Linked DNA regions of Mus musculus: all the other regions are linked to region 1. A link is a loop called in an ENCODE intact Hi-C map of the cell type or tissue named here. Cell type or tissue: heart. All regions are shown on one strand.

The links. Peaks named below come from ENCODE experiments on the same cell type or tissue, not always from the same donor. Only the 100,000 strongest peaks of a DNase experiment are listed, where the experiment ranks them.
Region 2: it touches region 1 in a loop (10-fold over the local background); 15 of 42 quality-filtered maps call a loop at or near these places.
Region 3: it touches region 1 in a loop (6-fold over the local background); 8 of 42 quality-filtered maps call a loop at or near these places.

Annotation. Positions count from the first base shown.
Region 1 is chr19:58,759,749-58,767,748 of GRCm38, reverse strand. It overlaps Pnliprp2 (pancreatic lipase-related protein 2), which reads right to left. Exons shown (of 12, transcript NM_011128.2): 1 at 7,873-8,000; 2 at 7,242-7,396; 3 at 6,058-6,183; 4 at 5,365-5,499; 5 at 4,309-4,420; 6 at 2,902-3,021; 7 at 1,368-1,487. The coding sequence starts at 7,960. Among named protein-coding and RNA genes, the nearest start is that of Pnliprp2, 4.0 kb to the right of the region's middle. In heart, a CTCF peak has its summit at 4,605 (motif pointing left); a DNase peak (open chromatin) is centred at 4,428; H3K4me3 peaks cover 230 bases; H3K27ac peaks cover 280 bases; H3K27me3 peaks cover 486 bases.
Region 2 is chr19:58,899,338-58,907,337 of GRCm38, reverse strand. It overlaps a transcript of Hspa12a not described here. Among named protein-coding and RNA genes, the nearest start is that of Mir3086, 8.4 kb to the left of the region's middle. In heart, no CTCF peak of the experiment used is centred here; DNase peaks (open chromatin) are centred at 3,287 and 3,897; H3K4me3 peaks cover 398 bases; H3K27ac peaks cover 1,089 bases; H3K27me3 peaks cover 549 bases.
Region 3 is chr19:59,193,857-59,201,856 of GRCm38, reverse strand. No RefSeq gene overlaps it. Among named protein-coding and RNA genes, the nearest start is that of Kcnk18, 22 kb to the left of the region's middle. In heart, CTCF peaks have their summits at 3,464 (motif pointing right) and 5,344; no DNase peak of the experiment used is centred here; H3K4me3 peaks cover 823 bases; H3K27me3 peaks cover 3,949 bases.

The DNA of each region.
Region 1 (8,000 bases):
GGGGTAGCTTTACTCCCTGGGCTCCTAGCCCTGCCTGCTGTGCTCACAACCCAGCCTCCAGTTCAGGGCTCACACCAGTGCCCTCAGTAGACAACAGAACCTGCTTTAAACTTAATTGTTTCTTTGATCCAAAATTGCTGCTCAGGGATCCCATAATAGAGGAGAAAGTGTGTTCAATTGTTCCCTGTGCCCAGCGGCTGCGCGACTTGCGCGACACACAATAGAAACATGCTCCGGTGCTCATGGGCTGGTTCACTCTAAATTGCCTCTTTAATTAAACTGGGTTCTCTGCTATTGTGTGTGCCTTCTCCTCACTTCTGGGAGGGGGTTGCTGTTATCACAACTCAGGCTTTTTTAGGGGGAGAACAGCCAGTCCCCAATGAGCTACCTGGTAAGGGGCCAAGCAGTCAAAAGCTCTGTCATTCATGCTGGATGTTGCTTTCTCCATACTTCTTGCAGACACTAAGCACATGGGACAGTTAAAGATTATAACAAGCCACTCAACATGTGCTTGGTGCTTGCTTCGGGCCAGGGTCTGGGGTAATTGGGGTGTTCATTAAGACCCAGCCACACGGAGTTTCCGATTTAAAAAACGTGTCGACAAGTTGCTTACTGACTCAAAGCCCCCTCTCTCAGAAAGAACATGAAGCCTGGTCTCAGGGAAGGGGCAAAGAGTAATGGAAAACTAGAACAAGGGGCAGGCCTATCCGTGTCTCTCAGATGTCAACAATACTAAGCCTGTAAGTTCTGCTCTGAAGATGAACAAAGTCACACACAGGCTTCAGGAAGTCACATGGCTGCCAGGCTTTCCAGAAACCCTCAGAGTGCATCTACTTCTAGTCAGCTAGGTCCCCTGCCTGGCATAGTCAATCCGTCAATAGCAAGAAAGGCAGAGCTCCCACATCCTGTGGGGTTCCGCAGTTGTTCAAGGAGCAGGTGCTAAGAACACGTGAAGGTAGGTAAAGCAGGAGCTGGGTGGCCCATCCAGCCCCTGTCCTGACAACTGAGAGCCCTTTAGTAAGAAGCTAAGCCTATATATTGTGTAGCCTTGGACAAAGTATATAGCACTTCAGGTACTTAATGCCTGCATGTATGACATAGGGATAAACACAAAAAGTATCTTAGATTGTGAAATGCCTGACTCAGATCGAGACAACAGAAGGCAGCAACTCCATTGCTACAGTGGCCAGACTCTCATGCTACACTCTGCTTCCACCCCCAACGGGGCAGGTGCTGCATCCTCTCTCTCTCTCTCTCTCTCTCTCTCTCTCACACACACACACACACACACACACACACACACACACACACACACAGACACACACACACACACACACACAGACACAGACACACACACAAACACGTACCTTCCCATATTCCATTGATATCAACAATGGTGGAAAGGATGTTTTTCTGACATCCCGGCATTTCCTTCCCTCCGTTGGGAAAGAAATCCAGATGGCCGACCTTTTGGCTCATTCCGAAACCTGAAACATTTGAAGCAGAAGTGAGTCAGGGTGTACACGGTCCCAACGTTACATCCTGATCTTGGGGACGTGTCAATCCATTTGAGCAGAAGCACAAGCCTCCTTGGTACTTTCCCCCTTAGCCACACCAGCTCTTTTTGCAGAGAGTTCTCAGAGATGGGCAACGGGCAGGATAAGAAAGAAGGATCAACACAGGAAGTGAGTGGGGGAGGCGGTGGGCAAGGTATAGGTGAGTGTGTATGCATCAATTCGTATGTGTGCCTTTCTGTCTGTCTTGGAGAGACCCTGGACGGTATTGATAAATCTAAGATCATAAGGCACCAGTAGGCATGTATATAGTAGCATTTGCATTACATTTATTCTTTTAAGTACTTGGCTTCTACAACATGTATTTTTAAATTATATGTATATTGAGGATATGTGTGTGTGTGCATGCATATGAGTGCAGGTGCCCTCAGAGACCAGAGGCATCTACTCCCTGAGATAGAGCAATGGAACACTGTGAGCTGCCCACTATGGGTGTTAGGAACCAGTCTCAGGTCCTCTCCAAGTGCAGTATGTGCTTTTAAACAAGCCTCTTGCACTGTAATTTTAAAAATTTGTGATATGGTGAGCATGCAACAGAAATTCTCTAAAACTGAACTATATTTCAGACCTTCAAGACTGTGTTGCTATAGTGGGACCCCAGAGATTACTTAGGGAGTAATGGGCAAATGGGGGGAGCTTTAGATTTCAAGATGCACAGAGCTATGATCAGACCTGGGTTCCGCTGACTGACTTCATGATCTTACTGCATTATTCAGCCTCAGAGGTGGGGGACAGTCTCCCTTTTAGGGTGTTCCATAATAAGCTTTTATGTGCAAAATGTGCACATGCTAAGTATGCAGTAAATGATAACCCTGCCATAATCTTTATCATCCTCGTTAAAACAGACCCTATAGGTGAGCAGACCCTATAGCTGCATATCTCTTGAGCAGTTATACAATATGCAGGACTGAAAAAAAAAGAATGCTTATTTCTGAAGAATTAAGCAGAAGGCTGTAATTCCAACAGGACAACGATAGTCAAAACTTGGGCAACTTTTTAAAATAAAGAGTTAAGTATAAAAACTTTCAGTCTGGTCAAATGAAAACATCTGTTCCTCTGGATCCAGGGAGGGATGTAAGCCTTGAGGAGTCATAGCCTCTCGGGAATATAGAAGAATTTGTGGTTCAGTCTGGGGGGGTCACACTGTACCAGTGGCATTGCACTGGATAATCGTTTGTGCCTGGTGCCCATTGTTATCGATGGAGGCCTAAGGTGCTCTGCAGTTAACCATATTTAATGTCTCCTCTGCAGCTGTGTGTCTCTGAGGGGTGTCACTTGGACACAATGCTATCAGTCACAGGTCACAAAGAGTGGGTGTAGAGCTCACCTAGATAGGGGATTATGGGGGCACTGTCAGTGTGGATCACGTCTACAAACATGGCATCCGATGGGTCCAACCGAACTTCCTCGGGCAGGCCTTGGAAACAGGGCTCTGCAGGGTCCAGCCCTGAAAGGTAGAATAGACGTAGAAACATCACAGCCTGAGAAGGACAAGGTCTTAGTGTCAAACCACAAACTGAGGTGAGGTGCGCTGGGTAAAGACCTGCATATCCCAGAGGTTGCTGTTCTGAGAGGCCCCAGCTCTGGAAACCAGAACAGAGGTGGGGAACAGGAATACTGCCCACAGCATGCTTAGAAATCCCTAGAGTCATCTCCAGGGAAGACCTGGGGCACACACCTCTCATTCCCCCTTCCTGATTTTCCTCACACAGAGATCATAAGCTCCGTGGCCTCACTCAGCTGCTCACCAGTCCCAGAGACCCACACCTCCTCCACATCATTTTCTGAGCTGTACCTCTCAGCCTCTGACCTTTCTGCACATTCTCCCTTTATCCAGTTCCCCCTTCACTAAGCCCAGTCTCAAATACAACCTCCTCATAGAAACTTTATTGCTCCTTCCCCAGGCTTTCCTAACCACTGTATTATTTTATGCTCATAAATTCTGTTTTGAATTCTGTCTACTTAGTTTTCTACGTTCTGGACTGGTCTGTGGATTTCCTAAAGCAGATACTATGCCCATCATTTTTCAAAGAGAGGCAGGGATGAGAAAAATGTGAAATGTCTGTCCATCTACTCTCATCCAGAGAGTGAGGATAAGCCATCCATCTTTCAGGCTTATGAAAGTCCCACGAACGGATGTAACAGACAGTCCTCTGCGAACTGAAAATGTCTACAGGACTATAAATACTATTCCTATCCTTCAAGCCACCAGAGAGGGGTATGGTTACATATTGGTTTGACTGCACAAAGTGAATAGCTGTTTGGGTATGCTTTTATGGGCATTAGCTGTTTCTAATGATTCTTTCATTCACCAGGCACTTCCTAAATGATAAGTCTCTTTCTGGCTGTGCCAAACTGAGCTAAAACATTCAAAAAGTAGAACTGATAAATTTGGGTTTTTAAAAATCATACCATTTAAAAACAAACAAAAATAACTTTGTTACATTACAGTAGTAATGTCTCTGAAGTTAGGGTTCTGAATCTGGTTATATTTTTCTTGTTTTACAAACACATTTTTATCTATGACTATGGATTTTCTAGCAGGCATTAATTAAGAAAAGCATTTTTTTTTTTAAATCAGGACATCACCTAATATAAGGAGGAGAAGGAGGGGGAATGGAGGGAGAAGGGGAGGGTAAGGGGAGGGGGATTCTCTGATGTAGAACAGGCATGGACAGGTTTCCCCTACTCCCTGGGGCCCCTTAGACCTCTGACTGGCTCCCATGACTCCTACCTGTGATCCTGCCCACATGGCCCTCCAGCCTCCTGCCTGCTTCCCCAGCCACATGTGAGCCCAAGCTGTGGCCGATGAGGTGCACGTTCTCTGGGCTGTACCCCATCTCTGTCTGTGGAAAGAGGGCGCGTTAGGTCCCCTGGAAGCACTTGGGAACGAGAAGATTGGGGAGTAGAGCCTGGCCCTTGCCAGAAGGCAGGCGGGATGGAGCTGGAGACTCCAGGGGAAAAGATTCCCTGCTCCTACATGCAGCAACAGTGCTGGCCAGTGGCCACCACGCTAACTGCAGGCCACCTCTGTGGCTGCTGCCGCCACCTGGTGTTGCAGTGAAGACCTCTGCCCTGATCTTAAGAGGACTGGCTTGCAGTGAGAGGGAAGCTGTGGGTCCTCCAGAATTTACAACAGGGAAGAAAGGGAGCCAAGTGTTAAGTCCCCCACCCCATCCCCATCCCATATGGTAAAAGATAACGCCCAAAGCTGTCTTCCAGAGAGAACTGCTGGGTGTCACAATCTGCTCACTCTTCCCAGAACAGCTTGCAGCCTTACGTTACAAGGGAAAACCGAGGCTCCCTGGCCCACATCTAGGGCATCGTAGACAGCGAGGAGAAAAGTTGTTGCTTCACCTCAGAAGGGGTTGAGAACTTGGCTTCCTTGACTTGTGGCCCCAGGCCTGCCCTCTGATCCCTAGCAATCTCTGTGTGCCAGGTGTGTGTCCCTCTCCTCCAGCTGTGCCCCTCTAATGACGCCCCTCTAACTTCTCTCTCTAACTCCTCCCCTCTAACTCAGCCCCTCTCTAAATCCATCTCTCTCTAACACCACCCCTCTGTGTATGGTTCCTTAACTCTGCCCCTCTCCCTAACCCCACCTCTTTCCCTAACTCTGCCCCTCTCCTTCACTTCACCCTCTCTAGCTCCACCTTTCTAACTCCGCCCCTCCAACTCTACCCCAATCTAACTCCACTCCTCCATAGCTCCACCCCCTGACCCACTCCTCTCTAACTCTGCCCCTCTTTCTAACTCCACCCCCCTCTCTGACTGCCCTAGGCTGGACCATTACCGACAACACTTGCACCAAGAAGGCAATCTCAGCGCCCACGACCCGAGTGTTGTAGGAGGCTTGGGTGTATTCAGTCCTGGATCCGCGCTTCCAGTCAACGCAAATACAGTTCACTTTCTCCACTTGAAACATTTTCTAGGGCAGAGAAAGAGAAAGGCCAGGTGGCACACCTCAGAGTTCATCTCCAAGAGATCCTTGTTAGCATTTCAGTTTCCCTCCCCCCTGGCACGGCTGACCTTTGGGCTATACTCATCTTACATAATAGATATGGAAACTGAGGCTGCGCGGGGGGGGGGGGGTTCTTTTCCTAATCTCAGGGCTCAAAGCCAGGTCTAAACAAATCCTTAGGCTCACAATCCGGTCATCCGGTGCACTAGTGCATTTCAAAAGCTCCAAACCTGCTCCCAGCCAGTGGCTCCCAGCAGACACAGAACTCGACCATGAGCTAGTGGAGCTTAAGATGGCAACATGTTTGTTTTAATGTTACATGAGTCAGAGGTAAAATGTAGCATGTGGAGTCCCCACCTCTGAGGCTTGCTGGCTGTGAGTGAGTGGGAGAATGTGACAACAGAGACCCAAAAAGCATGCTTTCCTTGGTGGATATTCGGAAGGATCTTCGTCTGCGGGAACATTCCCTTTCCTGTGTCAGGGGCACGGGGGTGTGGGATTTGGGTGAGAAGGACGGATAGCAACCTTGCACATGTCCAGCAACCAGCCTTCTTCTCCCTTGTCTATGAATCCATGGATAATGAAACGTGTCTTGCGGTCCAGTTGGAAGTTGGAAGCATTGATGGTGGCTGGGTCGGTGGCAGAGATTATCTGGTTAAATTAGAGAAGATGAATTTGAATGTTGTCCTGGCCCATCTGCAGACCTGCGGCAGCCAGACCGATGGGACCAGTGAGATCCCAGGTCTAGAACCCTGTGGCTGAGTCCTGTGAATCTGGAAAGCGCATGTTCTCTGACTGTCCGTCTTCATGAAGCTTGAACCAGATCAGTCTTTACTGAGATGATAAAATTGCACATTTAATACTATGCTACATATTTTCTGTCTTTCTCACATGCTGATGACTGTTTTCAATCTCTGATTTTCTTTGTAGTCCATTACATTTTATTGTGTCTATTTGGACATGCTATCCTGAGAAGGGCCTGCAGGCTTCCTCGGGTAGCTAAAGAGATTCCTGGAATAAGGAAGGTAGAAAACTCTTGTCTAGAAGCCACAGGGCCTGAGCTCCAGCTTGGGGAGCCTGGTACTTCAACATAGACTTCCATATGCCCACAGGTTTGCTGGGGACTCTTATGCCAGCAAATGCTAGAAAGATAAGACAATAAAGACAGGAATGGCCATTGTGTCTACATAGTTTCCAAGATGGAGGAACTAAGTCCCGTAGTAGATAACCCCAGGCACCCAGAGATAGACCCACCTGCCAGGGGCCAAAGCTTGAACTACTTAAACTCATAGCAATGTCATCGTTTAAAAGAACTCCCTGGTCACCTGACCATCTGGAATAGGCCTGTTCTGATAATCTCCCCAGAGACCTCATATTTTCAAATCCTTTGTGTTGAATTGCATGTCTTCCTTTCCTGTCTTGTATCATCCTGGGAAGGCTATGCATATATTATTGCTCCATGAGAGAAGGGATGGAGTGCTTAGATGGGTTCTGCCTGGGCTTCTCCATAAATGTCCCCGTGTACACTTTGGTATTTTATTTGTATATTTTCTGAGATACTCAAGGCTTATGACCCTTAGAGACAAGAACTCCCACACTAGGACAGTCCCAAAGTGTTAATTATGCCCTAGCCAGCCACTTAGTGGCCCCAGTATGTGGTTCATACTGACTCCTGTCACCCAACACAGGCACTCCATGCCCACACTTACTTGGTAGTTGTTTGGATTCTCGTTTGTGTACAGAAGAAAGCGGGTATCAATGTCCTCTGGGGACCAAGGGAATATCTTCGAAGGCCGCTGAATCATCCCTGCCCAGGGCTTGTCATTGGAAAAGCATCCAAGGTGTCCATAGCAAACCTCTTTCCCTGGAGGGGGCGGGGGGAGAACAAACCACAAACAGGACAGGCATAAGGTTCTGGGAAGGAGTAATATCATCTGTCACAGGAAGGGTTTCCAGGTGGACCCTGGATCTTCTGCACTTGTAAGAGCTGTTGGGTGCTGGACACATCTAACACATACACACTTCCAGGTTTCTTTCTCAGACACTCTACCCTGAGGGTCCTAGGTTTGTCCTTCAATGGCATGTTTAGTAAGCACCCTTGCCCACAGGCAAAACTCAAAGCACATCCACCTATGATAAAATAGCACAGGAAGCTGCCAGGCAGCTCAGTGCAAGTCACACAGTTCTTCACGTTAAGTACTTACTACTTAGCATGAACTAATTACTACTTAAACATTAAGTTCTTACTAAGCATGACATGCCATTTATCCATCTCAGTCTCCATGATATCAAGCTCAGGACATCATCTTTCCTCTAGAGGGATGGTGACAGCATCCTCACCTCCGACTGTGGCCAGCAGAAGGCTGACGAGCCAGCAGAGCAACATCTGCACGGATGGAAACAGACATCCACGGACATCCATAGGCATAGGATAGGGATGAGGCCAGCAGAGGCTGGACCCAAAGAGG
Region 2 (8,000 bases), 140 kb before region 1:
TGTTCTATCTTGGGAGGGGGAGATAGGGGCTGAGGAGTCCCTATGGTGACAGCCTGCATTGGGCAAAATTTGAGGATAAGGAATTACTAATTAGTAATAAGGCGGAATACTTAAGTGTATGAAATGAATAATATGTAGCTAAAAAAATAATGATATAGCATTAGGCGTTTGAGACATGTGGACTCCAAGCAATTAACCTCCATTCTTCTTCAGAATTGCAGTTGTACTAATTGGCTCCTTTGCTCTGACGGGGCCGTATTAACCTTTCTGCTTCTCTCTGAAGAAGTAGGTACAGCGGGTGGGGTGTACTGCTCCCCCTGAATAATAAGCTATTTGCAAATCCAGCCCCCCCCCCCCCAAATCGTAACACTGAAAAGATTCTGTCGGGTTTTCTTTATAATGCTGTCTATGGAAAAGATGGTTCACTTCTCCCAGTGGCCATTTGGAGAAACGCAACACGAAGCAGGCCCTGTCCTGGGTGCTGCAGTCACAGCAGGGGCAAGACAGTCTATAGTTTGTGGACCACAAAGATGCGTGGACATGTAGGTGTGGAACGCCTTCTCGGGCTGTGCTAGAGGGGCTAGCATCCTGGAAGGAAGAGTCCCCCCCAGAATAGGGTGGAAGCTGCTCCTCCAAGGGGGACATTCAAACTGAGATGTAGGCACACAGGAAAGAGACCTCCAGCTTTGGAGAGAACCAGAATTCCAAGCAGGGAATGAAAGTACAGAGGCCCTAGGCCTAGACTGTAACTGGAGCAGCAGGCTGGCCAGCACTCAGCCTTAGTAGAATGAAGATATGAACTATAAGGAAGTATGAGATTGGAAGATGCAGTCAAGGACCAGACGACACAGCCCCGCGCAGACCACGGCCGGGGTTGGGTTGATTGCAGCATGTAGCAGAGCCCCTGGTTGGATGTGAGCAGGGCCTGTGGGCAGAGGCTCACACTGGCTGCTGTGGAGGGATCAGGCTGACAAAACAGCAATAGCAGGGATAGTGTTGTGAGAGAGACACATGCATGTGGAGAGTTTGTTAAGCCTGACCAAGAGTGTGGAAAATGGAGCACAGCCACTGCCCGCCTCCCCAGCCAGAGTCAGAGCCTGGGCACTTCAGAAACGCAGTGGGGCAACTCCTCCCCTCCCATCGGCCACGTGATGGTGGTCACTACCGTGGATAGTGTGGACAAGGGACCAGGGACGTGCCTCAGGGTCAGAGGGCTTGCTCCACACACTCTGGGTCTCACCCCCAAAGAACTGATGGGGCAGTTTCCTCTGTGAGTTCTACTTAGATATAGAGACGGATCTACAGTGCCTGAGATCCAAGGGGGCTATGAAGGTTTGGGTGTGGAACACTGCTCCTGGGTTCATGCCGAGCAGTCTCATGTCCCCAGATGGTGGGACTGTCTCTGGAGGGTGAACATGCTGGAGGTGGGGCCTCACTGGAGGAAGTGAGTCGATAGGGAGCAGGCCTCTGAAACGCTCTGTCTGGCTCTGTTTTCTGTCACATTCTCTCTGTCCTCTTCCTGGAACCCTCTGCAGCTAGGAGCCCAACTAAGTCTTTCTTCCTGTCCGTCGTTCCTGTATTCTATGACAGAAAAGCAGCCAATGCAGTAGCTGTGGCAGCTTTGTTCTTAATAGAGGAACACCTGAGCCTTCATCAACAGAGGCTAATTACATAAGTCACAGTGCAGGTGTGTGTGTGTGAGTGAGTGAGAGAGAGAGAGAGAGAGAGAGAGAGAGAGAGAGAGAGAGAGAGAGAGAAAGAGAATATATAGGGGTGAATACTCTCCCATACTCTCCCATTCCTGATTCCTAGGAGTGGCAGGAGTGTTCTTGAAGAAACATTTTTTTTCCTTCAGGAACATGTGTGTGTGTGTGTGTGTGTGTGTGTTTCTTTATATATAATATAAAGATAAGACATATGAAACATGAATTTTGTACTTTAAAGCAGGGCAATCTGTATGTACAATGTAGTGAGCCTTTGCTTTGCTATGTGACCCTCCCTGCATATTGGTGTGTTTGTGACTGGAATAATGGGTGCATAGTATTCCACCAGGCAAACACCACATGTCACACCTAACCAGAGTTCCCCTTCTTGTGTTCTGTATCAAGATCACAAACCCACTTTTATATGTCTGCTCCTCAACAATTTAAGTAATTGACGGGTACCCCACCATACCAATTCCATGCGTGCTGGCCTTAGCAGGAAGGTTGTCTCATACCACGATTGGTGTGCACAGAGTTAACTTTTATAATCAAAACAAGTGGACATGGTGGCATATTTGTAATTCCACCCCCCACAGGAGGCTGAGGTAGGAGAATTTTAGTTCAGGGCTACAGAGTGAGTTCAAAGCTAGCTTAAGTCACTTAATGAGACTCTATCAAAATTATTTAAAAAGTAAGGGTGTAGCTCAGTAGTGGAGGACTTGTGTGAGGCCCTGGGTTTGATCCCTAGCACCACAAACCAAAAAGCAAAAAGCAACAGCAAAATTTGGACGTGGTGTACACCCTTAATCCAAGACTCAGTAAGAGGAGGCAGGTGTGTCTCTGAATTTGAGGCCAGCCTGGTCTTTATGAGTTCCAGCACAACCAAGGGTACATAAAGAAACCCTGCCCCCCTCCGCCCCTCCCAAAACAGAAAAGGGCAGCAAAATAATTCCAGAATGTTAAAAATGATGACATACTGTGTGTTTATTGTGCAGATGTCTGACCACAGCATATTATTGAAACAGAAAACAAGGATAAAAAACAAAATTGAGGCGACAAGACTTTGGTAGCCCTATTTCTGTGTGTTTTCACATATCTTTGAGCACAGGGATTCACAGAATCTGGAGAGATGCTCACCAGCTTCTAATAGGCTTTTCCATGTAATATCCCTTTCGTCCTTTTTAGCACTATAACGTTTTAAGTATTGTGGAGGGAAAACTGTTTGACCCTGGGGGAGATTTACTTGGGAGAAAGATCACAAATTACAGTCCAGGGACAAACTTTTGCATTGGGGTCTGCCCTCTTTTACAGGACGCTTCTTTTCACTTAAGGATTAAATTGTATTCAGTTTCAAATCGCCGCTATTACTGTGTGGAGCTGTATGCAGTTACCAGATGCACCACAAGAGGGCGGTGTTGGAAGGACATTGCGAGCCCGCTGCCTCTAAATCAGGGACTCGAATTTTGCAGGGGAACCTTGATTGCCTAGCCTCCTCAGGACGTATCCTCCAGCTTCCAGTTTGCACCACGGCACAGCTGTTTATCTTACTGTTTCTTCCTATCCCGTTGGAATGTTCCTTAGTATGTTTGTACTTCATCAGCGGCACAGCAGAAGGATTTGGCTGCAGCCTCTGCCCCTCCTACTTCCTGCTCCAGCCCCAGCAGCCCAGTGTCTTTGGCTTAGAGACTTGCAGCTCCAGGGCCCTAACAGGGAACAATGAGTGTCCTGCTCCCCTCCCTGTCCCATCTACTGAACTATACGACCCTCCCCTTCATCTCCCTATTTTAATATATTGTGCCATGCAGCTCTCTGCCTCCCTGTTCCTTCTTCCCTTCCCTCCTAGTCCCACCCTTCCACACCTTTCTCCCATTCCCCCCCTTCTCCCCTGGGTACCACCCGACCCTGAGAAATCTAATCACAAGTGGACTAAGCCCATCCTCTCTCACTGAGGTCTAACAAGGCAGCTAGGGGAAGGGGACCAAAGATAGGCAACAGAGTCAGAGACAGCCACTGCTACAATTGTGAGGGGACCCACATGAAGACCAAACCTCACCTCGGCTACATATGTGTAGGGGGCCTAAGTCCAGCCCATGCATACTCTTTGGTTGGTGGCTCGGTCTCTGTGAGCCCCCATGGTCCCAGGCTCTGTAGGTATTCTCGTGGTGTCCTTGACCACTCTGGGTCCCAATCCTTCCCTCCACTCCTCCACAAGATTCCTGGAGCTTTGCCTGATGTTTAGCTGTGGGACTCCGCCTTTTTTTGGGTGAGCTGCTGGGCGGAACCTCTGAGGACAGTTACACTAGGCTCCTGTCTGCAAGCATAACAGTATCATTAATGTGTCAGGGGTTGGCTCTCTCCCATGGGATGGGTCTCAAGTTGGGCCAGTCATTGGTTGGCCATTCCCCCAATCTCAGCTCCATCTGTATTCCTGCACATCTGTAGTCAGGACAGATTTTGGGTGGAAGGTTGTGTGTGTGGCTTGTTGCCCCCCTCCTTCCACTGGAAGTCCTGCCTGGCTACATGAGGTGACCACTTCACTCCCCATATTCCCTGCTGCGAGGAGTCTCAGCTAGGGTCACCCCCACATCCTCCCAGGAGCTTCCCCATCCTGGGTCTAAGGCACTTCCCAGAGATGCTCCCCCACCACTGATTTCCCTTCTCACTCCCAACCCTTTCACCCCCAACCCCTGTTATCCCCATATCTGATCCTCACCCCCAGTCCCCTCCTTACCCCGTCTCCCACCAGGTCCCTCTCTCCATCCACACCCAGTGTCTTTTTTATTTCCCCTCTGAGTGAGATTCAAGTACCCTCCCTTGAGCTCTCCTGTTTGCTTAGCTTCTTTGGGTCTCTGAATTGTACCAAGGTTATCCTGTATTTTCTGGCTGATATCCACTTATAAGTGAGTACATACCATGGATGTCTTCCTGGGTCTGGGTTATCTCATTCAGGATGATATTTTCTAGTTCAATCATTTGCCTGCAAATTTTATGATTTCCTGGTTTTTAATAGCTGGGTAGTATTCCATTGTGTAAATGTACCATGTTTTCTTTATTCATTCTTCCATTGAGGGGCATCTGAGGTGTTTCATAAAACTGCTATGAACATAGTTGAGCAAGTGTCCTTGTGGGATGGTGGGGCATCTTTTGGGTACATGCTCTGTAATGGTATTGCTGGATCTTGAAGTAGAACTGTTTCCCAATTTTCTGAGCAACCACCAGACTGATTTCCAGAGTGGTGGTACCAGCTTGCACTCGCACCAGCAATGGAGGAGTGTTCCCCTTTCTCCACATCCTCGCCAGTGTGTGCCAACTTGAGTGTTTGATCTTAGCTATTCTGACGGGTGTAAGGTAGAAGCTCAGAGTTGTTTTGATTTGCATTTCCCTGATAACTAAGGACTTTGAACATTTCTTTAAGTGCTTCTTGGCCATTCTAGATACCTTTGTTGAGAATTCTCTGTTTAGTTCTATCCCATTTTTAAATTGCATTATTTGGGTTGTTGGTATCTAATTTCTGAACAGAGCACCAACAGCTCATGTCACTAAGATCAACAATTAATAGACGGGACCTCTTGAGACTGAAAAGCTTCTGTAAGGCAAAGGGCACTGTCAATAGGACAAAACGGCAGCCTACAGATTGGGAAAAGGACTTCATCAACCCCACATCTGACAGAGGGCTAATATCCAAAGTATATAAAGAACTCAAGAAGTTAGGCACCAACAAACCTTTTAAGCTTTTAGATAAGCTGTTCATATTCACAACAAATAGGAAGATAATAAAAGGGAGGTGTGTGTGAAAACCACTTTGTGTCCCCCCACTTCATTCTCTCCCAATGAGATGAATTTTAGTGATGTGCTAGAACCTTCCACCTAAGTCTGCAGAGCTGAATGTGTGGAGGGGGTGAGGGAGGTTGAGTACACATACTCCTGAGGGGGAGGAGGGAGGGAGAACAAGGGAAAGGAGGAGGAGGAGGGAGAGGGAGAATGTGAAAGTCCATTGAGTGTGAGATATGGAAAGAAAATGAGAAAATGTGAGCGAGTGAGTGTGTGACATGGTGTATGAGTCTGTGCGTGACTGGAGAGAGCTATGAGTATATCTGTATGAGCTGTGAGTGTGCACATGAGTGCATCTGCATGAGCTGTGAGTGTGCACATGAGTGCATCTGTATGAGCTGTGTGTGAGTGTGCACATGAGTGCATCTGCATGAGCTGTGAGTGTGCACATGAGTGCATCTGTATGAGCTGTGTGTGAGTGTGCACATGAGTGCATCTCTATGAGCCATGTGTGAGTGTGCACATGAGTGCATCTGTATGAGCTGTGAGTGTGCACATGAGTACATCTGTATGAGCTGTGAGTGTGCACATGAGTGCATCTGTATGAGCTGTGAATGTGCACATGAGTGCATCTGTATGAACTGTGTGTGAGTGTGCAAACGAGTGCATCTGTATGAGCAGCTGTGTGTGAGTGTACACAAGAGTATAAGTTTGGGTGTATGAATAAATGTGTTAGTGTGACAGTGTTTACCTGTGTGAGTTCATGAATTCAGAGGAGTGTGTGGATATATATATGTTGGTGTGACAATGTGTGTGTGTATGACCTGTGAATTTGAATGGTTGGTGTGTGTGTGTGTGTGTGTGAATATGTCAAGTGTGGGTGAACAAGTGTGATGGCAAGTGTGCTTTGTGTGCATTTACATGATTGTATGCTTGTGTGAGTATGTACATGCCTGAGAGTGAGCCAGTGAGAATGGGTGTGCCAGAGTGTTCCTGGGTGTGAATGTGATAATGCTTGTGCTTGGGTGCTATTGTGTAGTTAGCGGGTATGGCCGCCATCCCAAGATGGCGCCCAGGACAGTTGCCAGGTCTTATGACCTGCACCTGACTTCCTCATTACCTCAGACTTAGCCACATCCCAGCCACCTGCACTGCACAGATGCCATGCCTTGTCAGCTCGCCTGAGGTGTCCTCACTTGCTGTGAACCAATGGACCGCTGTTAAGTGACTGGGGTGATTGGGAGGAGTCAGTAGAGTATTTAAGGCGTGCCCCGGGGTTGTTCAGGGGATTCCTGTTCCTGCATTGCAATTCGAAGTGTTCCTGAATAAACCTGCTTGAAGAAGGACAATGTGGTGTTGCGTCTTTCCTGCTGGTCGGGGTGGATGTGACAAGTTGTGGAACCCATACAGGGACTTCTGCTTTGCGAGAGTGCTGCGGGTCCAGAACTTCAAGAGGTCAGGGTAGCTGGCTGGAAAGCTCCCAGGTAAGTGGGACGATTCAAGTTCTCGGTTAGAGACTATTAGGTTCCCTGATTAGGGACTATTGAGGTTCTCGGAGTGAGACAATTAAAGTTATCCAAAAATTAAAAGAAAAGCAATTGGTTGTAGCCCCTGAAAAGGTGCAGAAGGGTAAGGTCATCCATTATTTAGGAAGCAAAATAACAGAAAGATATATAACTCCACAGAAGATTCAAATCAGAACTGATCATCTAAGGACTTTAAATGATTTTCAAAAGTTGCTAGGAGATATTCAATGGGTTAGGCCTATCTGGGTCTAACAAATAAGCAATTGCAACCTCTTTATGACATCTTGCCAGGAGCGACAGCCCTGGATTCAGAGAGAGTTCTTACAGAAGAAGGAAGGGAAGCCTTAAAGTTATAGAGAAGGCTATTCAAATTGCTGCTTTAAAGAGGAGAGAGGTTGATCTTCCTATATCATTATGTATTTTGCCATCAGAAAATCAACCTACTGGAGCCCTTTGGCTAGGGGCTCCTTTATTATGGATCCATCCTAAAATTTCCCCCGCCAAAGTGTTATCCTATTATCCTGCCTCGGTTGCCCAATTGGCATTGCTGGGTTTACAGCAATGCGTGCAGCATTTTGGCACCCCTCCTGATGAAATTATTGTACCATATGATAGTAGACAAGTTGAAGTGTTGCCTGCCACTGTAGATGACTGGGCAGTTTTAAGATGCAGTTTTTTAGGCAAGATAGATAATCATTTTCCCAAAGATCCTATTTTACAGTTGTGTAAAGCTCACCCGATAATTTTTCCTGTAATTACCTCTCTAGTACCATTGAAAGGGGCTCCTCTAATTTTTATAGATGGATCAAAGTCAGGATGCGGAGCCTATTTAGTTCAAGGCTCTGTGCCTATAGTTTTACAATTCCCCCCTGCCTCACTGCAAGTTATAGAATTACAGATTGTGACTAAGGTTTTTGAACAACATTCAGGGGCCTTTAATTTAATATCAGATAGTCAATATGTGGTTAATGCTCTTGCTATCTTGGAGGTGGTTGGTAGG
Region 3 (8,000 bases), 430 kb before region 1:
TCATTCCGACAATTATTCATTGTGTTATGGGCTAAGAATACACTGATGAGAAAGCAGCTGTGGCCTTTACCCCCATGCAGCTTACAGAGACAGAAAGGCAGTGGGGAAAAACAAAACACCAGGAAATGTAAAGTCTGAACAATGGCGAGTCCTGCGTGATGTGGGAACTTGAGCCATTCAAAGCAGGTGAGAGACAAACCAAGTGAAAGTCATAGGTTCTGTAGATGGAGCGTCCGTGCATAGGCCATGTGATCCAACGATGTCAACATCCGTCAGCCCTGGTTCCTATGCTGGATCCCATGTTGGATGCAGAAATACAGACCTGACCCTTGACAAGCACACACACACACACACACACACACACACACACACACACACACACACGCACAAGCCAGGAGTATCCTTAGAGAAACTTGGGGTCCTAACTAAGTAACTTTGTTTCATTCTGGCCATCTTTGGCTTCTGAATATGCTAAAGGCACCATGGACTTGGGATAAAAAGCTGACCACACATGGCTAGGACAATTTCTCAATAATAGATGGTGGCCAAGGAGACATGAAGCCCTAAGTTTGGCCTCCCAGCACTGCAAAAGGTGGGCAAAAACTTTCCCTGGTTCCAGTCTTTTAGAACTAATTCAAAATTCAAAAGAAATAACTGAAACCCAGTTTTCAAATCTTCACAATTTATTTAAACACCTCACTGAATTCCATCCCTGGATGAAATAGTCAAGATACTCCTCATTGTCCTATGGTAAACTTTGCAGGAAGTATTTCTCATCTTCATAGCAACCATGGGAAGTAACATTAGTAACATTAGTACTCAGAGAAGTAACATTAGTACTCAGAGAAGTAACATTAGTAACATTAGTACTCAGAGAAGTAACATTAGTACTCAGAGAAGTAACATTAGTACTCAGAGAAGTAACATTAGTAACATTAGTACTCAGAGAAGTAACATTAGTACTCAGAGAAGTAACATTAGTAACATTAGTACTCAGAGAAGTAACATTTGTACTCAGAGAAGTAACATTAGTAACATTAGTACTCAGAGAAGTAACATTAGTACTCAGAGAAGTAACATTAGTACTCACTCAGAGAAGTAACATTAGTACTCAGAGAAGTAACATTAGTAACATTAGTACTCAGAGAAGTAACATTAGTACTCAGAGAAGTAACATTAGTACTCAAAGAAGTAACATTAGTACTCAGAGAAGTAACATTAGTAACATTAGTACTCAGAGAAGTAACATTAGTACTCAGAGAAGTAACATTAGTACTCAGAGAAGTAGCATTAGTACTCAGAGAAGTAACATTAGTACTCAGAGAAGTAACATTAGTACTCAGAGAAGTAACATTAGTACTCAGAGAAGTAACATTAGTAACATTAGTACTCAGAGAAGTAACATTAGTACTCAGAGAAGTAACATTACTACTCACTCAGAGAAGTAACATTAGTACTCAGAGAAGTAACATTAGTAACATTAGTACTCAGAGAAGTAACATTAGTACTCAGAGAAGTAACATTAGTACTCAGAGAAGTAACATTAGTACTCAGAGAAGTAACATTAGTAACATTAGTACTCAGAGAAGTAACATTAGTACTCAGAGAAGTAACATTAGTACTCAGAGAAGTAACATTAGTACTCAGAGAAGTAACATTAGTACTCACTCAGAGAAGTAACATTAGTACTCAGAGAAGTAACATTAGTAACATTAGTACTCAGAGAAGTAACATTAGTACTCAGAGAAGCAGACAAATACCATCCCCAAGTCAACCAGAGAATCCAAGCCTCCAGCTTAAGTTCTATAAAAACCAAGGGATCCTCCAGGAATCCGGGTGCAGATGAAGCTTTAGTGAATTCGGTAGACATCCTTGATGCTCAGGCATACCAGTCTTGGTTCTGAGGTTGTGTTGTTAGTGTTTCAGCTATCTCTGGGGAAGGACACGAACAAGTATCTACTTACCCAAGACAAGATAGGGAACCCAAGACAGACTGAAATATGGATCCCACCAAAGTTCAAACTTGGTGAACCCATGTTTATTGGGGTTACTTTCAGGAATCTGGGCAAGGTGTTGTTTGCAGGAGCACAGATGACTCAAAGACAGCTGGCTGCTATCATCTAAGTACACCCAACATGTGTGACTGCTCATGTAAGCTGGAAACCTGGGGCATACTGTATAGCCTGCAGGAAGCTCAACAGGTAAGAGGATATCTCTTCCTGGCAGCTTATCTGGTCTTTGCCTTTCCTGGGCAGCTTATCTAGTTCAAGCCTCTTGCAGGCAGTTTCTCTTGTCTGAGAATGTCTCTCAGCAGTCCTCCCTGCTTATACAAGCTTTGTAGAGAGGAGCTACTGAATCTGGTCAGTTTCAGGGACTTCCTGGAGCTTCTGAGTTGTATATTCCCTGAGTCTTAAAGAAACTCCTGTTAGAACATCAGGAGTCCTGAGGAGCTTCCTCCAGGTTCTATGGATCAAGTCATGAAACTACTATTCAACAGATTGTACTAAAGTTTTGGTGAAGGGGTTGTCTTTTGGGAACAGATTTGTCATGATTTTGTTATTTGACCCCCCAGGAGCTCATTATAATTCTGTTTTGTCTTTTGGTGACATTTGAAACTACTCATAAAACATTTTCTGAAACAAGTGCTGGGCTAGGCTCTGTGATCAATTTCTTTATCCCCAGCTCTCAGAGAAGTTCATCTCCACAAGTAGATGATTTGAGGGTCAGCTTTGAGAACTGGAAACATGAGAAGCGAAACCAGATTACCAGGCCTCGAGTATGTTTTACCCAATTGGGCCACTGTGTCAAATTTCAAGGCCATGTGCTCCCTGAGACAGTCCTGCCAGTCATCATACCCTCAAGACTTCAGTGGACAACAGCCCCTGACTTTCTAATTCTGTAGCAGAAAAGTGACCACGCCTCTTCCTTCCCTGTAAAAACGAGAAAAGAGGAGGGCAGGGTGCCATCCTAGTGGAGGTACAGAGCAAGTTATCTGTGTTCTAATGTACAAGGCTGGATTAGACCCATCAGGCAGGCAAGGCAGGTGTCAATCCACCATTTCCCATTTGCAAACACTCTCGGTACAATTCCCCCCTTGATTTTGGTTTAGAGGAACCTTTTCTCTCTCTGAAGGGGTTTTCAAAGTATAAACAGCACTATTCATGTAGCCTTAGGCATCTGGGAACACTGCATGGCAGAGAGGTTTGCATCACAGTTGCCTCCCCATTTCATAAATCAGATGGACCAGTGAGTGGGGGTGACACAGTCTCTTTAACAATCCCGATAGATGTAAACATGTATCATTACTTTCTGCCTTGGGGGAAGGGTTTTGGAAAGAGAAGCATGTGTGCATCCATGTTTGTACATGTGCGGCGCATGTTCCTTTTCTCAGACCGACATTTACCTCGAATCTCCTTATGTATCTGGTGGCAAAGGTGGTAAGACGAGGGGGTGAGTTCTAAGTCCTGCCACCAGGGGGCGCTGAGTCCCTTGCACGTGCTGCTGACAGCTCCATCCAGATGTTTACCCCTAGCTCCATGGTAGAAATGTCTTGGGTCAGAGTTAGGGCCAAGTGTTTGGTCCTTAGGTTCTAAGTCTACCCACAGTGTGGATAGTGCCTGGAGAGAGGGCTGTGTGGGTTCAGGGCCTGGCTCCTGAGTTTACAACCACCTGTTGAGGAACCCAGGGGTAACTGCATGGAGCCAACCTCTGGGGAACCCCAACCAAGCCTACTTTCTGATGGCATCTTAGTACAGTGACCTAGGCCTCGGTTTATGATAGGAGATGATCAGACTTTATGCTGTGAGGGTCCAAATAGGGTTCAGAGGTGTCCTTCCTTAAGTCCCCTCTCCACCTCTGCAGTCTTCCAGGGGACTCAATGACTTCCTCCATGACCAGCTACAAGAGCAGCCTTGGCAGAGGAGAAAGTAGGGGTTCCTTGCATGTGGTGCTCAGATTAGTCAAGATAACCTCAGTATACCTTGGGGACCAGAGAAGGGGGTCTCAGCCAGAGGGCTTCAAACCACCCTTGAGTTCTTGGGGTTCCACAGCTGGAAATTTCCACTGCAGTCTCAACAAAGTAGATGAGGTGGAAAGCAGAAAATGCTAGCCACTGTAAGACGTTACACAACTTGGTGGCTCGGAGCTTTGGTCTTTCAAGCAGGGGTTAGTTTCATGCCATCCTCCAGCCATGTTCTAGCTGTGGAATCTTGAGAAATTACTCTGTTTGCTGAACCGGTTGCTTGTTTTGTAACATGAAGCTTTAAAAGCTCTGGCCTGGGAAGGTGGTTCTGAGGTTAAAAAGCATGCACTGTTCTTGCAGAGGATCTGAGTCTGGTCCCTGGAACTAGCTAGCATCAAGAGACTCACAATTGCCTCTAACTCCACTGCAGGGGAGCTGATGCCCTCTTCTTGGCTTCCTGGGTATGAACTCATTTGCACACGTATGCACACGTATTCATACATGAGATAAAACACATCTTAGAAAACAAAAACTAAAACAAAACCTTGGGAGCTGGAGAGTTAGCTCCATGGTTAAGAGCACTTGGTCTTGCAAAGGACCAGGGTCTGATTCCCAGCACCCACAGGGAGCCTTGCTGCTTCCTCAGCCTCAGGCATCAGGCATGCATGTGGTGCACAGACATACATGCAAGCAAAACACGCATACACACAAAATAAAATAAATATAAATGATAAATAAATAAATCTTAAAAAAAAACCAACCTCTACTTTTGTGCGGACAGCATTAGATGAAGTGAGATTGCCCGCGGTAATTGTTGGACAGGTGACTTGCACCCCTTAAGGATATTGTATCAATTAATCTTCATCACCACTATAGAAAACCACACAAGGAAACCTGTATACGGGAAGGAAAAGTAACTTACCTAAGTCAACCTGTCTCTCCTGGTCTCAACACACTCTTCTCTATCTGGGCCAGCCCCAAAGCTTGAAACAAACTATCCAGTAGGGCTGAACTTGTGGTTAGGTCGTGCTGAGGTCAGGGAACACAGCCTCTGCGGCAGCTTCCCAATAGAAATCTGAGCTCCAGCCATGTTTGTCCTCCTTCCTTAGGTACATTTCGACCAGGTCACCGGGAGCCTGCGCTCCTGTCCCCTCCTAGATGGAAATCATTGTTTTCCTGCAGCCTCTCCTCTCCAGTTCACCCTACAGCCTAGATCCTGGATCCCTTTGGGGAGAACAGAACTGAGGCTCTTACAAGAGTTGGGGGTCCTTCTTCAGGCCTCTGAAATGGCTTGGCTAGCAGGGATGTGATCTGGAAAGATAAGGCTGAGTTCACCCCAGTGGGCAGGAAAGAAGCCCTGAGGCTGAGCGGAGCGGTTTGTGCGCCAGTTGCCAGGGGGCAGTGCTGTGCAGCGAATGCGGCACCCAGGCTACCACTGCGCCACTCTCTCAGAGAAGCTGTAGAGGTCCCCTCAGGGCTCTCCTGACCCCAACAGCCCCATCCGCCCCAGCACAGGGAAAAAAAAATCGCCATGGTCCCTTTGCTGGAAGAACTCAGCTTGGCTGTCTTTAGTGGATAAAAATAACAGACACCGTGTGGGTTTCCACCACTAACTTAGAGAAACGCCAACTGAGGTGGCAGGGTACCCCGTTTTTTATAGGCCTTTCGAGAACAGTAAGGTGACTTTAAGGATGGCGATTGAGAGGGACTTCCTCTTTTTGAGACTCCTGAAAATGCAGAGACCACTTTTGAGAGTAAAAGAGGAGGGTGGGCCACCCGCTTTCGGTGAATTTTACCAATGTACAAGCTCTTTCGGGGGAATCGGCTGGTGGAAGGCACAAGGCCACCATGGCCAACGGAGAGATTTCTCCCCAAAGGACTAGTGGAGTTTCGGTGTGACCCTGGCCCTGGAGTCGTGTTTGGGAAAATGTCTTTCCCAACTTTAACCCACAAGTCTGAGTGCAGATTGGAACCTTCAGAAGCAGAGGGCGGACAGGACGGGCCATGCACAGGGGTTTCCCTCTGGTCCCCTTCCCGCCCCCCACCCCCACCCCAGTTTCCCTGCAAGAAAGAGCACAGAAAGCTTGGGAAATATAAACCGGACATGATTCTTTTTAAACTCCTTATTCTGGTTGTTTGTCTTTGTTTTCCTCTCTTCACCTCCACTTTGCAATAAATAAAATCAAAGGGTAGCTGCCTGTCCATGTGTGAATACCATGCCGGCGACTGCTCTTTGAAGAATCCACATTTTAAAATTGTATTCCATGAGCTCGGAGGAAGAACCCACAAACTGCTGTGATGTAATTTGAAACCATCAATAGCCCCTCTTAAGGTTGTCTTTATTGTGGGAAGTCAAGGTAATGGTTTTGCCGCTGTCTAATTTCTTCCCGATGTACAGCTTAGCTTTTACAGCCTTACAATGAAAGGCGTCGATCTGAGGCCCTTTTTGTGGCCGATTAACAGTTTAAACTGGTTTCCTAACCCTGTCACAACTAGTGGTCTGATAGAAATAGTTTCTGTGGGGACATTCATAACTCTGCAAATAATATCTTTTTTTTTAATCTGCCAATTCTGACCTCCTCTGACAAAAATTAAAAGTGGAGCGGAAAAGGTTGTGTACATACATGTCTCACCTCCAAGTACAGGTTGGTACAAATGACTACTCAAGAGCTGTTAGTTCCCTGGTTCTTGTCACCCTGTTGTCACCATAATCTTCGGAGAAAGCGTTCAAGTAGCTGGCTACACAGAGCTGGACACACACAAGCCTTCTTGGATGTGAACTGTCCAGACAGGAGCATTGAATTTTATCGCAAGAGTTAGGAAAAAAAAAAAAACAACCAAACAAAAACAAAACAAAACACATTTCGTTTGACTGCTCTTGGACTTTGGAGGATGAAAGGAGGCAAAGAAGACACTAACCCAGAAAAAACACTTCCCCTCTCTACCACTGAAGGATCATCAGTGTATCAATGTGGAGAGAGGAGAGAGAGAGAGAGAGAGAGAGAGAGAGAGAGAGAGAGAGAGAGAGAGATCTCAAAATAATCAATTTGTGGTTTAAAAAAAAATGTTGGCCTGGAGATATTTTGGTGCTAAGAAGTTCCTCTGAGACAGAAGACCCTCTTTAACTCTCAAACCCACGGCTCACCCAGCGCTACCTTTGGGTAAAACTGCCTCTTTCTCCAAAGGGAGGGGCAAAGCGAAGAAATTACAAGTAGCAGTGACGGTGTTATGGGGCCCAGACTGGTACCCACCCTCGCAAGGTGCTGGGAAGGTAACCCTCGCCCCTAGGATCTGGAGAGCGCCCCCCCAGGGACCCTCCTCTGGCGCGGGAATGCGTAGGTAGTGTCTTTTTGCTCCATCTCGGGAGTTCCGGAGTTTGAGGTCCCTGTACTAGGAGAGAAAGGCTTGAAGGAGTTCTGAGGCTGGGCCAGTCGCCGAGGTAAGGTCCCTAGGCCATCAGGATTCAGGTGGAGACTCGGAGATCTTGTCAGTGCGCGGGTCACCAGCTTTTTGACTATCTCCCGAAGGTCGTCGCCCAAGAGACAAGGAAAAACCTCGCGGGCCCCTACGGGTGTGCTCCCAACTCGGCCGCTGCCTAATGCAGAGCGCAGAGCAGTACTTGGGACAGGAGCTTCCAGCCGAACACCGGGGACTCCGCGAGGCTCCGGGTGGCACTATCGCCCCCTGCCCCCAACTACTTCCTCCGTCCCCCGCAAATGCTACTACGGGAGAAATGTGCCCACCCTGACTCGCCCGGACGAGCCCCGGGCTGCGACTTCCTCTGCTCCGTCTCTAGATGAGTCTGGGTCGGCTCTTACCTTCCCTGACCGGGGACACTCGGAGCAGGGCCGGGAGGACGTGGCCGAGTTTCAGGCCCAGTCCCTCTATAAGCCCCGCGGCTCGGGTGCCTCCCGAAGCAATACCTTCCGCTCTTTTCCTCCCCCAGTTTTTCCAGCGGCACGATTCTTTTCTGGGTTATTTTCTTTCCTTCTCTTGGTGTCAACCCTGCAGCTTCCCTCTCTCGCCCCCTTCCCCCGAT